5 separate regions of the Homo sapiens genome follow, and all the other regions are linked to region 1. Evidence: chromatin contacts called from ENCODE Hi-C data. All regions are on one chromosome and are shown on one strand. The core of a region is the stretch at or near the end of the contact, and the rest is flanking DNA. Distances in the headings are between cores, read along the strand shown.

Evidence for each region. Hi-C counts contacts between places; a loop is a spot of excess contacts on that map. Pooled maps may share reads with other maps.
Region 2: a pooled map shows a loop between it and region 1 (10-fold over the local background). The contact joins the promoter of LARS1 here to the promoter of FAM114A2 in region 1. A Hi-C loop is called at or near these places in 2 of 50 pooled maps.
Region 3: a loop to region 1 is called in a pooled map, with 15 times the contacts of the local background. The contact joins the promoter of PWWP2A here to the promoter of FAM114A2 in region 1. A Hi-C loop is called at or near these places in 6 of 50 pooled maps.
Region 4: a pooled map shows a loop between it and region 1 (7-fold over the local background). The contact joins the promoter of RNF145 here to the promoter of FAM114A2 in region 1. A Hi-C loop is called at or near these places in 6 of 50 pooled maps.
Region 5: a pooled map shows a loop between it and region 1 (7-fold over the local background). The contact joins the promoter of RBM27 here to the promoter of FAM114A2 in region 1. A Hi-C loop is called at or near these places in 2 of 50 pooled maps.

Annotation. Positions count from the first base shown.
Region 1 is chr5:154,037,637-154,040,336 of GRCh38, reverse strand. FAM114A2 (family with sequence similarity 114 member A2) reads left to right here and starts at 1,427. Exons shown (of 14, transcript NM_018691.4): 1 at 1,427-1,480. MFAP3 (microfibril associated protein 3) reads right to left here and starts at 1,370. Exons shown (of 3, transcript NM_005927.5): 1 at 1,326-1,370.
Region 2 is chr5:146,181,381-146,184,080 of GRCh38, reverse strand. LARS1 (leucyl-tRNA synthetase 1) reads left to right here and starts at 1,431. Exons shown (of 32, transcript NM_020117.11): 1 at 1,431-1,593. The coding sequence starts at 1,588. RefSeq lists enhancers at 1-839, 1,748-1,907.
Region 3 is chr5:160,118,084-160,120,783 of GRCh38, reverse strand. It overlaps PWWP2A (PWWP domain containing 2A), which reads left to right and starts at 1,334. Exons shown (of 2, transcript NM_001130864.2): 1 at 1,334-1,979. The coding sequence starts at 1,396. RefSeq lists silencers at 1,209-1,258, 1,419-1,518, 1,619-1,798, 1,919-2,338 and an enhancer at 1,283-1,782.
Region 4 is chr5:159,208,279-159,210,978 of GRCh38, reverse strand. RNF145 (ring finger protein 145) reads left to right here and starts at 1,426. Exons shown (of 11, transcript NM_001199383.2): 1 at 1,426-1,748. LOC107986468 (a long non-coding RNA gene) reads right to left here. Exons shown (of 2, transcript XR_001742943.2): 1 at 2,299-2,700; 2 at 827-1,120. RefSeq lists enhancers at 954-1,053, 2,641-2,700, 2,660-2,700 and silencers at 1,224-1,513, 1,554-1,743.
Region 5 is chr5:146,202,231-146,204,930 of GRCh38, reverse strand. It overlaps RBM27 (RNA binding motif protein 27), which reads right to left and starts at 1,326. Exons shown (of 21, transcript NM_018989.2): 1 at 1,107-1,326. The coding sequence starts at 1,165. RBM27-POU4F3 (RBM27-POU4F3 readthrough) reads right to left here and starts at 1,326. Exons shown (of 20, transcript NM_001414499.1): 1 at 1,107-1,326. The coding sequence starts at 1,165. RefSeq lists enhancers at 1,111-1,270, 1,741-1,890.

The sequences.
Region 1 (2,700 bases), core at 178-2,677:
TTTTCATTTTGGAAAATATCCTTTACAGAAATGCTATCTATGTTAACATATAATGAGTTTATTTTAAAATGAATAACCTTTGTTGAAAGTTGTTTTCTAAAATAGTAAATATTGATAGCTATTATAAACAAAAACCCTTTGAAGTTCTCAATACATTTTAAAAGTATAAAGAAATTCTAAGATCAAAAAGTTTGAGAACTGCTGCTATAATTATCAGCAGCATTTAAAAAATAAGTGGCTTCCCAAGATTCCATACTTTAGCCCCAAATTCTATGCATTTTCCATTACAACAGAAAATCAGAGGAAATGATCCATTTTATATTTAAGCAGGGGTTTTTTTGTTGTTGTTTTTTGGAATTTTAACAAGCTTCCAGGTGATATTGATGAACCTAAATTTAGAGAACCACTGTCAAAAGCAAAGGAAAATATCTGAAGAGTTTTAGAAGTGACAATTACTCTTATCTGGGAATTAAGATGATAATTCCGAGGGCATTAAATGGAGTTGGAAAACATGAGTTCTTAAAGGCTAAGTCCCTTCACCTCTCTGGGATTCAGTTTTTCTTATCTGTACAATAAGATTGATTTTAATATTTTACTAGCTCTGTCAGTCTGGATTTCATGCATTTTCACTGCTCGAGGGCAACAGAAGAGTTGCATCTTTCTGATGAGGTCCCAGGAGTAATCTTAGAGTCATAAATCAGATCATGTCATTCATCTGCTTAGAAACCTTCAATGGTTTTCCACTGGATTCCAAACAAAAATCAAACTCTTTATCCTTGCTCATAAGCCTTACAAGATTTGGGCTCAAGTCCCTGGCCTCATCTCTCTCCATTCTCACCTTGCTCCTTTTGCTCTAGCCAGTGGCCTTTGTCTTTTCCTTGACTTTGCTAAGTTTGTTCCCACTATATGGCCTTTGCACGCGCTATTCTCTCTGCCTGGAATGCTCTATTCCAGATTTTCATACGGCTTATTACTCTCCCACTTCGTTCCATCACATTATCCAGTCTAAATTTCTTTACAGCACTTACTACCACCTTAGATAATCCCGTTTGTTGACTTGTTTATAATCTGCTTTTCGCACTGCTTGAGAGCAGGGCCCTTCCGTTCGTTGACTGATGTGTCCCTGGAGCCCAGGGCAGTGCCTGGCAGGTATCTGGCTCTCAGTAAGTGTTCGATGACCGAACTCCCACACCCAGGCCAGACTTTCAAAAGAATGGCAAACATTTTCGCCTCCTGCACTCCCGACCCCAAGCCACAGGCTACGACTCACGCCTCGGCGCTCCTAGTAGTCCCCTCGCAGCGACCCCAACCAAGCCGTCACCTACCCGACCGCCGTCTAGCTCCTTCCGGCCTCAGCGGCGGCTTAACTCGGAAGTTTTCTCGGACACACCGGCACGCCTCTGCGCTGAAGGAGCACTTCCGGGGCAGTAGGAACGCCGAGTCGGCTGCCGTGGCTGTGCTGAGGGTGGCGGCCGGATAGGTGCGGAGCTTCCTGAACGAGGCAGGAGGGGTGCGAGGTTCAGGGGCAGGGCCCGGGCAGCCGAAGTCGTTAGGGAGGCGGTGACCTGACGGTGGGCGGCGGACATCTCGCGGCAGGGTCGAGGGCTGTGAAAGCGGTTTAGTGATTGAAGCGCTACGTTTGTGTGAGGAATTCTTGTCGTTGTCAGCGCCTGAGAACTTAGTTGGGAGCGGACGTTTACGTCGAATCTCTCGTTTGGGACCCCATTCTTGAATGTGGGAAGAAGTGAGAGCGCATGTTTGCTCATCTAGAGACAGCCGTATTAATAACGATAGGATACAAACCATCACCCCACCAAGTGATAGCAGCTGTTAACCTGTGGGCGGTTACGTGCCGGTCACTGTTCCAAGCCCCTCACATATCGCGTCACTGAATCTTTATAGGGACCCAGAACTCCATTTGACAGATGAGGAAACGGAGAGGCAGACAGGTGACCTGACTTCCCCACAATCGCTGCAGGACAGGAAGAAAGTAAACTCCAGAGCCCGTGCTCTTAGCTACTAAGCTGTACTGCTCTTCATTTTGGTAAATGGGGCGGGTGGAGTGTATATATACGTAATATATATGTGTGTGTGTAAGCGTATGCGTTTTTATTTCTTAAAAATATGGCTCAGCCGTATTTATTTACAGTTATTGGAATCTTTCTCCTCCAACTGAGAAAATAACTGGAGGAGAAACTACAATTATTTCTACACGCTTACTACACAATGCCTGGAAGACTTACAAAAACACTAAATAGTGCAGTTCCACGTACTTGGTGTTTATTCCTTTTTTTTTTTTAACCTTTCTCCTAGATTATGAATGAGTTGAGGAAAGAGATGGTACAGTCATTCTAATAACGATAGTAATGATAATATAAACAACCATCACCATAAAAAATTCTCTTCTGGCTTAGCTCAAATATCTGGCACAAATGAAAGAATAGAGATAACCAGTGTTTAATATTTTAGTAAAGGGACTGTTTTGGCAGGGCATGGTGGCTCACGCCTGTAATTTTAGCACTTTGGGAGGCTGAGGCAGGGGAAGATTGCTTGAGGCCAGGCCTAGGGTTCAAGACCAACCTGGCCAACATAGCGAGACCCTGTCTTTAAAAATATATTTTGGAGTATGTCCTTCCAGTCTTTCATGGAATTATATGAATTTATGTAATATGTATATTATATATTCTACATATAGTATAC
Region 2 (2,700 bases), core at 182-2,681, 7.9 Mb after region 1:
ACCGTACCCGACCAGTCTTTTTTTTTCCCTTGAGATGAAGTCTCGCTCTGCCGCCCAAGATAGAGTGCAGTGGTGCGATCTCGACTCAGTGCACCCTCTGCCTCCTGGGTTCAAGCAATTTTCCTGCCTCAGCCTCCCGAGTAGCCGGGACTACAGGTGCACGCCACCATACCCAGCTAATTTTCGTATTTTTAGTAGAGACGGGGTTTCACCATGTTGGCCAGGCTGGTCTCAAACTCCTGACCTCAGGTCATCCGCCCACCTCGGCATCCCAAAATAATGGGATTATGGCCACCGCCCCTGGCCCTGTTTGGTAGTGGTCTAAATAGTCTGAGTCAGGCAATGGGACCAGGTAGGCTTTCAGTCTCTTGCTTAAAAATGGAGATTGTTGGCCGGGCACGGTGGCTCACGCCTGTAATCCCATCACTTTGGGAGGCTGGGGCGGGCGGATCACGAGTTCAGGAGATCGAGACCATCCTGGCCAATATGGTGAAACCCCGTTTCTACTGAAAATACAAAAATTAGCTGGGCGCGGTGGCGCGCGCCTGTAGTCCCAGCTACTAAGGAGGCTGGGGCAGAAGAATCGCTTGAACCCGGGAGGCGGAGGTTGCAGTGAGCCGAAACCGCGCCACTGCACTCCAGCCTGGAGACAGAACGAAACTCCCTCTCAAAAAAAAAAAAAAAAAAAAAAAAAAAAAAGGAGATTGTTGGCTAGGTACGGTAGCTCACGCCTGTAATCCTAGCACTTTGGGAGGCCGAGGGAGGCAGATCACGAGGTCAGGAAATCGGGATCATCCTGGCTAACAAGGTGAAACCCAGTCTCTACCAAAAATACAAAAAATTAGTCGGTGTGGTGGCGCGCGCCCATAGTCCCAGCTCCTCGGGAGCCTGAGGCAGGAGAATTGCTTGAATCCGGCAGGCCGAGGTTGCACTGAGCCAAGATCGCGCCACTGCACTCCAGCCTGGGCGACAGAGCGATACTGCGTCTCAAAAAAAAAAAAGGAGATTGTCAATACGCGGTTATACAATGTCTAAATGCTGGGCTGTTGAATGCCACTGACAGTAAAAAATATCTGTGCATAGTGGCAAGCCATAAGTAGCACCTCAGTCACCGTATAGTAATTAACTGCGTATCCTGGCATCCCGACAGGCAACCAGCTCTACCGGGTGAAAAGGTTGATGGCCAAGGGACTCCAACCTAACCAGGGCGCACTCGCGGCATTCTGCGATCCCGCACTGCATCATGGACTTTGTAGTTCAACATGCCAGTGACGTCACTGCCGGTTCCCCTCTGAGTGGGCCTATCGGGTAGACTTCCGATAACCCGTTTTTCTCTGGGAATTGTAGTCAGTTAGCGCCTGCTGGGTGTCTGCTCGGGTGGTCTGGGAACTACAATTCCCGGCGGGCTGTGAGATGCCTTGGCTGTAGTTAGTAAGGAGCCGGATGATTGCCTCAGCAGGTGTGAAGCGTGTGCTTTAGTTTCGTGGGAGGCCTGGCATCCCCGAGAGGGAGGGGAAAGGTAACCACTCCTTTGTGGAGGTCGCCAGGGTCATTGTCGTGGATTTGCACAGTCGGCTGGGCGGTGCAATGGCGGTGAGTTTGAGCGAGAAGAATCCGCAGGGGCCCTGGAGCCGGACTGGCCAGTCTCTAGGGGCTCTCCATGTGCTGTCCTGAAGGGAAAGTCCTTTTCTAAAAGAGAGCCACGCTTAAGGCGTGCCTTTCGTAGAGACTTTGCTTTTTCTTGCTAGTTTATGAACCACGAACTGATGTCTGTTAACTTTACGGAGTACTTGGATATCATATTTGTTATTTCTCTGGAGTTTCTAAAATCGAGGTGGAGAGCCGGGCACGGTGGCCCACGGCTGTAATCCCAGCACTTTGGGAGGCCGAGGCGGGTGGATCATTTGAGGTCAGGAGTTCGAGACCACCCTGGCCAACATGGTGAGACCCCGTTTCTACCAAAAATACATAAATTAGCCGGGCGTAGTGGTGCGCGCCTGTTAACCCAGCTACTCGGGAGGCTGAGGCAGGAGAATTGCTTGAACCCGGGAGAGGGAGGCTGCTGTGAGCCAGGATCGCGCCACTGCACTCCAGCCTGGGCGACAGAGTGAGACTCCGTCTTAAAAATAAAATAAATAAATAAACAAACAAATAAAGCCGAGGTGGAGAGAGGAGTATGTAAGTTGATTCCTACTTACAGCAAAAAAAAAAAAAAAAAAAAAAAAAAAAAAAGAAAAAATTGAGCGCCTCTCCGTAAAACAGACAAAAATCTCTCTTTTCATAGTGTTTATGTGTGTGGGTAAAATACATTGTAAAATATTGTGTCAGGTGCTGATAAATGCTGTGGGGAAAAAATAGAGCAGGAAGGGGTGCTAGGGAGTGTACGGTGGGGTAGTACAGTTGCAATTTTTAAAAATTTTTTTAAATTTGGGAGATGTTCTCACTCTGTGACCCAGACTGGAATGCAGTGGCGTGATCATGGCTCACTGCAGCCTGGACCTTAGGGCTCAAGCGATCCTCACACCTCAGCCTCCCCACAGCTGGTACTGCAAGCGTGCTCCATTACACCCTGCTAATTTTTTGTATTTTTAGTAGAGACAGGGTTTCGAACTCCTGGGGTCAAGCGATCCTTCTGTCTCAGCCTCCGAAAGTGCTGGGACTACAGGCATGAGCCATCCCGCCTGGTTTTATTTTTTTTTG
Region 3 (2,700 bases), core at 85-2,584, 6.1 Mb before region 1:
AATTTACCAGCCGAGTAACCTTGGGCACCCTCTTTGTGCCTCAAAATTTTAAGGATTGAGATGATATGCTATAGTGTTTGTATTAGTGCCTGGTACATGGTACTCAAAAGACACTAGCTGTAATTATTCTTCAGGACTTTATTTTTTTTACTTTCATTGCTAGCAGTTTTTCTACCCTCTCTCCTGCAGGCATTCTCCCAGAAAAAAGGCTGACTCTGTGGTGCCATTTGAGAGAAATAGGTTCAGTAGATTCTTCCAGAGATGACAAACGAAAAGACTTGATGTGGAAGTAAGAGAAGTAGGGGCGTCAGGACACTGAAGTGAGAGATCTTTTGTTCTCGTGGCATTGGAGAAGCCAGGAAAGAAAAAGGCTTTAGCAGGGACCAGGTGCGTCCACTTTGCAAGTGGATTTGGAGAGAACAAGCAGTGTTCACATATCAGTCCAGCAATGTCTCAAGACTCCTTCCTGGAACAGTCATCAGTTTAATCCAGTGAGGATGGTGTCTCTCTTCTTTCATGAGCATTTTCCTATTTCTGAAATATTAATAAATAGGTGCTTTGTTCCTAGGAAGTGGAGAGAAGTCAAGGAAAATACTCATCATACTCCTAGAAGTCAAGGAAAATACTCCTCGTACTCCTCATGGCCGCTGGAGCCCGCTGCTATGAGGTTATGGAGAACGTCTTGAACATTCCATTCCCCAGCACCTAGTGCAGTGACTAGCATAGTAGGCACTCAAAAAGTGTCTGTAGGATTGTATTTCAAACTTTAGTTGTCTTTCCCAAAGAAGCCTGTCGTGCCCACACGCGGCCGCAAGAAGTCCGCGCCTAGAAATAACATTTATTCTAAGGATCTCTGCGCAGAGATTCTTGGGAAGCGGTTCCCCTCCCGCATTCCCTTGTTACTCCTCCCCTCGGCCGCCTTTGAAAGAAGTGGCACGCCACATGATTCCATCCTTTCTCCCACCTCCAAAGACCTGGCTGATAATGGGCAGGAGCGTAGGCCAACCATAAAACTTTATTTCCTCTTCCAGCCAATAGCAAGAGGCGATGAGTATATGGCTCCTCTTTTGTGACTTCCCCCGCCCCCTTTGATTCCGCCCCCTATTCCTCCACTCAGATTCCACACTTGACAACACATCTGGCCAATGAGAAGTTCCTACTCTGCGTGGGAAGGATGGACTGACTAGATGATAGACGTCCATCCCTGGCCAATGGAATATCAAAAGTGCGGGAGGGGTGTAGAATGCAACCAATGGCGAGGTGCCAGAAACGAGCATCAGGGAAAGGGCGGGACGAAAGTGTTCGCGGGAGGGAGGGGAAGGCCCAGGGAACCAAGCAGCGCTGTCGCCGCCGCCGCTGCAGCCGGAGTTGGAGGAGGGAGAAGCTAGGAAGAAAATGGCGGCCGTGGCTGCAGAGGCGGCAGCGACTGCAGCGTCCCCCGGGGAGGGGGGCGCCGGCGAGGCCGAGCCGGAGATGGAGCCCATCCCCGGCAGTGAGGCCGGCACTGACCCCCTCCCGGTCACGGCCACTGAAGCGTCTGTGCCGGATGGCGAGACTGACGGGCAGCAATCCGCTCCTCAGGCCGACGAGCCGCCGCTCCCGCCGCCACCGCCGCCGCCGGGGGAGCTCGCCCGCAGCCCAGAGGCGGTGGGGCCGGAGCTGGAGGCTGAGGAGAAACTGTCCGTTCGGGTGGCGGAGTCGGCGGCAGCCGCGCCTCAGGGAGGGCCGGAACTTCCACCTTCTCCTGCATCGCCGCCGGAGCAGCCCCCGGCTCCCGAGGAGCGCGAGGAGCCGCCGCTGCCTCAGCCCGTAGCCCCGGCGCTCGTGCCGCCGGCGGGCGGGGACTCCACGGTGTCGCAACTGATCCCGGGCTCGGAGGTGCGGGTCACGCTGGACCACATCATTGAGGACGCGCTTGTCGTGTCGTTCCGCTTCGGGGAGAAGCTCTTCTCCGGGGTCCTCATGGATCTGTCCAAAAGGTACCGCGCCCGCCCCCAGCACCCTCCGGTCCGCTGGGTCCCCAGGGAGGGAGTGAGCCCGGGCGGCCCCCTCTCCCCGAGCCCTCGCTTCCCCGCTGCCCGGGGCCCCGCCCTCTGGTCCTGCGCGGCGCGTGGCGCGCGCTCCGAGTGGGGCAGGCGCGCGAGACCGGGAGAGGGCGGTCCCGGCCCCAGGTGGGCGCCTGCGGGGCAGGTGTGCCACCAGGTGGGAGGGTGCAGGTGCAGATGGGCTCACAGGTCTCACCCCTCACGCCTGGTCTTCTTCTGCGACTTGGCCTGGAGTCACCGTCACTGGGCGGGTGGGTTAATGCAAGATGCAGATGGATTTTTGCAGAGAACGGAGTGTTGGACGGGGGGACGGGGGGGCGGGGGGCATTGCTTGCGAGGAGGCACTTGTCTGTCCTCTAACGTTTAACTTTAGCGGGATTGGAGAAAGGGGTGTGTACATTGGGGTTCCCAAAAGGTTACCTGTCACTCCTTACAGGGGGAAGAGCATTTGTTAAAATGAACCTTTTAACTGTAATTCTTACGGTTAGAAGTCATTCCCGTTAGGTTAACCATTCAACAGAGAAGCATATTTTGCTAATTTTAATGATAGTTTAAGAAAAGTTTAAAGAAGAGATTGGAGATTTTTAAAAAATCCTTTAATGTCAAGGTGGTGTAGCATAAAAATGTTCAAGTAACTTCTAACACCTGGGATTCA
Region 4 (2,700 bases), core at 177-2,676, 5.2 Mb before region 1:
GACAGGATTTATGACTATGGTGAAGTAGTCTGAGGCACCTGGATGAAAGGTGGTTATAGTGAGTTATGTACACAATTCCCACACATTTTAAACACTTGATTCCTACAGAGCTATCAAACTAATGGAAGGCAAGTTACTCAGAGTTTGGTTGACTGATACCTCCAGGGATTGCATTTTCTAAATACAGAGCTTGCTTTCACAATTTCAGCAGGATACAAGAGTGTTCAGAATTGGGGGTTTACCATTCAAAGGGCAGAGGCCAGAGACTTGAATTTACAAGGAGGGTCCTCAACACAGACATCGAGATTACAGTACATTAATTTCTCTTGCACATGAAGAAGTTGAGGCTTCACAATTTCAGCATGACCCAGTATAGTTGCAACATCTTACCCATCACTGGGTGTGTATCTTCTGTGTACACTGGCCCTTTCAACATCTAAGGCCAGGCTAGGTGCTCATAGCAACTGGCTCCCCAGGAACTAACGAAAGAGAAAGCAAGAAACAGTGGAGGGGTTTTGGTGATGGTGGAAGGCAGGGGAGATAGAAGTGGGGGTTGCAGAAGGTCGTGGTGAGGCAGAGTGGCAGACAAATGGGGAATGAGAAGTCTTGCCAAGCCCAGAAGACTATCGTTGTGTAAACACACAATATGCTTCAGGCTATGTATTCTGGGCAACAGTTCCTGCCCTAAAAGGTGTGGACATTTAAATTAGGGTAGGATTGCGCATTCTGTGATAGAGACTGGCACAGAGACAAAGTGGAACTCCTCTACGTTGGGGAGGGGAAAACATACATTAGCCTGTTTTGAACCTTAGACCAAGACAAGACAAACACACAAACACCATTTAATTTCATACTGCAATAAAATTCTTTGTACCAAACCATGGGATCAAAATTGTTACAGATACTCAGTGAACAGTTCCAATGCATTCATTCATCCAGTCACTTACTCCACAGGGGTTTGAGTGCCTGCACTTGGTGCTGGGCACGGCTGAGCCATCCCAGACGCCAAGGAGTTTACAGTCTAGTCCAGTCAGTGACGAGGTTAAAACGAATTCTCGCATCATTGCTACTGCGAATGCACCGGGACAGGATCAGCCCTTCAAATTCTCCCACGTGGTCCCTGCAGGTGAGTGTGGGTGTGAGCGCTTGCGGCCCGTGGTGTTTGGGAGTGAGAGAGCACGTGTGTCAGAATGGCGCCTGTCACAGTGCGCGTCCAGGTGTCTCTGCAGTACGCCTCTCCATAGCCACCCGAGCCGGGCTGTATGGGCTTGGCTAGGCTTATGTCTCCCGCCCACGCACCGGAGGCGGTGCGGAAAGCACTCCGCGGGCGCGATTGTGAGTGAGCGCGGGCGCGCGCGGGAGGGGCGCGCCGCGCTGGCTGGGCCGCGCGCAGGCGCAGAGTGCGGAAGTCGGGCCGCGGCCGCCGCAGAGCGCCGGGGGCGGGAGGAGCAAACGCAGGAGGCCATGGCCGCCGACGCCGGCGCCGGCTGCTAAGGGGCTCGGCCCGCGAGCGCCTGCTGCCGCGGACGATGGTGACCGTACGGGCCGGGCCGCTGCCGCTGCCGCTGCCTCCGCCTCCCCAGAAGCAACATCCGAGGCTCGGCGCAGAAGAGCCGCCGCTGTGAGCCGTGCCGTACCGGCCCCCGCCGCCGCCCGAGGAGAACGGGAGGGCGGGCGAGAGAGCCGGGGAGTTGCGGAGCCCGCCCGCCGGCAGCGCCGCTCCCCAGGGAGGGAGTCCGCAGCCTGAGGTGACCACGCCGCCCGCCCGGCCCCTTCCCATCCCCGCGCCCCCCGGCCGCTTCCCACGGCCTCCCTCCCCTCCCCCATCGCGTCGCAGGCTCCTTCCTCTTCTCCCTGTTCGCCCCTTTCCTTTTATCTCGCTTCACCTCCCTCTTCTCCCTAGCATTGGAGGAGTCCACATCCCCTCTTCAGCCGCAGCACCCCTCCCTCCCATCCTCTAGCTCTTCCCGCGGTGGTCGCCTCCCTCCGACCCTGCTCTCCCCTCCTGGGCCCCGCGCAAAGCCCCCTCTGTTCCAGCTCCCGGGCCTCGGCTGCCTCCCCGCCCTCCCATCCCTTCCTCTTCCCAGGGCCTGGAGCGCTCCCTTACATTCCTGAGATGCCCTTCCTCGGGGCTGTCCCCCTTTGCCTCCCCAGCATCCCATTTCTAGGCCTTTTTCAAGACCCTTCCAGAGCGGCCCCTTTCCAGCTCCCTTTCTCGTTTCCATTTCCAACTTTGCCTCTTTTGCCTCTTTGTTCACTTTGCTTCCAAGCTCCCCTCCCTCTTTCCCTTCGTCTTACCCTGCTTTGATCTACGCAGCCCCAAACTCAAGCTCCCCGCTTTCAGGTGGTGCGAGGTTGTTTGGGGGTGCGGAAGGGCCTGCCAGTCCATTTTTCGAGGGGGGCCCATTGCTCTGCATCCCGTCCGTCAGTCCCTTTTATAGTAAGAGGGCTCCTCATCCCTTCCTTTTTGTCCCCGTGGTTTCCTCTGTCTTGCCATCCCTTCTGTCTTCTCCCTCCAATACTGCTTTCCCCACCCAAGGACCCTCAGACCCGTGAACCCCCTTTCTGGAATGAGTTCCCTTTCTGTTCGGGGATGCTGAACTTCGCCCGCGTTTTTCTTCGCGAGCCTTTTGGTACGTGGCGTGGCGCGACAGAGTCAGCACCCTTGGCGAGATAGGAGGGGAGCTCTCGAGCCTCTTT
Region 5 (2,700 bases), core at 77-2,576, 7.8 Mb after region 1:
GCGAGACATTGTTTCAAAAAAAAAAGGTTATAAAACAAAATGTTGATACATCTGTTACCTCTTTCAAGCCTCCCAATAACATTTCTACTAACACCACCCAAAATATTTTTAAAAGACAGGTCTCTCATTCTTTTCGGTCCCTCATACTACACCCCAATTATCTTCAGGTGTCCTCTCAATCTTACAAAAACATTTACAAAACTGTCCTCTCAATGGCACAAGAATACTTACAAATCTCTTATTCTTTCTACCGCTCCTTTTATTCCTCCAACACCACCTGTATCTAAAAATCCCTACATACTGTTAGGTATACTCCTCCACCAATTAATGCTGCATACCAGTGTAGCCCTTTCAACCTTCAACTAAACTTACAGAAACCTCTTTTTTCCAACCTCTATGTATCTAAAAGTCATCAGTTCCCCTAGCACTATCAAGCCCTCAATAATACTTTAAAATCCCTTAATATCCTTGCTATCACACTTATCACCTCCCCAATAATTTCTAAAACCCTTCAATGCCCACACATCCTTTTCATCTACTCCATAGTATTTTTCAAATCCTTCAATATTCTTGATCCCTCAGAACTTACCAATAATCGCTATACAGTTTCAATGTCCCTGCTATCCGCTTCTGCCCTCATATTTCGAAAATGCCCTCGATATTTTGCTTCTAGACCTTTCAGTCCCGGAATAATAATGTTTATCAAACCCTTGATATTCTGCTATTCCCTTCGACATCTCAATATTCACATTTTAAAAATCCCTCAAGAGCCCCGTTACCTCTCTCTCAGTTCTCAAACAGCAATGTTTTAAATTCCCTCACGGCCCCTGCTACCCCTTCCAGCACCCCGATATTTGCGTTTGAAAAGCCTTCGCTGTCCTTGCCTGCCCCCCCAGTCCCCATATTCACGGCGCCTCTCCGTCCCCAGCGCTCCTCTCCCACCCTCACCCCCACCACAATGGTGATAGTACTACAGGGAAGGCGTCGCCGGGACCTCCCGGCCGCGGCCCCTCAGCGCCGCCCCCCACGCCACCTCCCCTCCCCCACGCCCCCGCGAGCCCCCAACGCCCACGTTCGCCGGCCCCGGCCCAGCCCGGCTCACTCACATCGGCTCCAGTAACTTGGCCAGCCAGGACTTGAGGGCATCCACATCCTCTATGAGCATGGTGCAGGGAAGGCGGGCTCGGCCGCCGCTCTTCTTCAGGCCTGCCGTGGGTCTCCACTACGCCGCCCCCTCACGTTCCCTTCACAGCTCCCGGTGCCCCAGCCCACCGGGCATCTTAGGAGACTTCAACCTACTCCCCCGGCCGGGGCCTAACAGGAACTAACCCAAGAGCCCTCACTCAACCTAGCCCGAAGGCTGAGGTGGGCGGGAGACAGTGCCGAGTGGCAGGCCTGAGAACCAGTAAGAGAGAGGGGGCCCTGAGGGCAAGACCAATGAAAAGGCTCGCTCGCCCCGCCGGCAGGCGGTACCCAGTCAGGGAGGAGAGATATAGCAAGGTAGGTGGAGAGCTTAAGTGAACTCCTGGTGCAAGATGGTATCTTGGAAAAGGTGCTTTGCCTCTTAAAGGGGCAGCGGCGCCTTTTTTTGACCACGCCGCCGCCCGCCGCGGAATACCGGTGTCTGCTGCTGGGAGTGCCTGGGGGAACCCGGCGAGCCCCTCAGCCTGGTTCCTTCCTCTCGTTTTTCTTGGAAACACACACTCGTGTCCCGAAATGACTCAGCTGTAGTAAATCTGCAACACAACGTGCAATACGTTCACGTTCGACACATTGCACAGAATGCAAAATTTTACTTTTTTTCTTTACACACTCATGTTGATTGGCACTCACGTTTGTATTTTCTGCTGCTCTGCTTTAATTACGCAGAATGTTTCTGACAACCATGCCTTGGAATCCAGTAATCGTCATTTTTAAAACGTGGCGCACGGATGTAAAAGGCTGAGGCCATTTCAATTTTGCTAGTACTATTAATAAATGTTGCTTTATTTAGGAAGAAAAATGACTCCAATAGTTTGTTTTTAATTATCTTTTCATTGTATATCTAAAATTCAGTGGTTGGGGGACGGGAAGGGAGAATTTTAATCAGCAAAGAAGGATTACAAAAAAATTTTTAAGACAAATTAGAAACTACTGAAATAGTCAACTTACTTTCTAGTAGGTGAGAAATTCTTTCTGGAGTTTTGAAATCACTGATTTAGCACTGATGTTAAAATGTTTACCCAATAACATATACTGAGTCCCTGCAATTGCCAGCACTGAGTAAGGCACTAGGAGTCCAATGCTGAGCAAAACAGAGCTTCTCCTCTTAAGATGATGAACAGTTTATGGGGTTATGCATTGTAATAACATTTTGAAAAATACCTAATGAGCACGCACCTCATATAAAAGAAATGGATCAACCTCAAATAAACAGACATCCTATATATACATAGAACAGGTATAGGCAAACTTCTGCAAAGGATCAGATACTAAATATTTTGGTTTTGTGAGCCTTGAGGTATCTATGGCAACTACTCGTCATACAATGTCTTGGCTTAAAATTAACCAGGGACAATATGTAAATGGAATGATTGTGGCTGTATTACAAACATTTATTAAAATTATATAAAATTTTAAATTTATATAATTTTCACATACCATGAAATATTATCTTTTCATTTTTTTCTCCATTTAAAAATGTAGGCCAGGCTGGGCGCG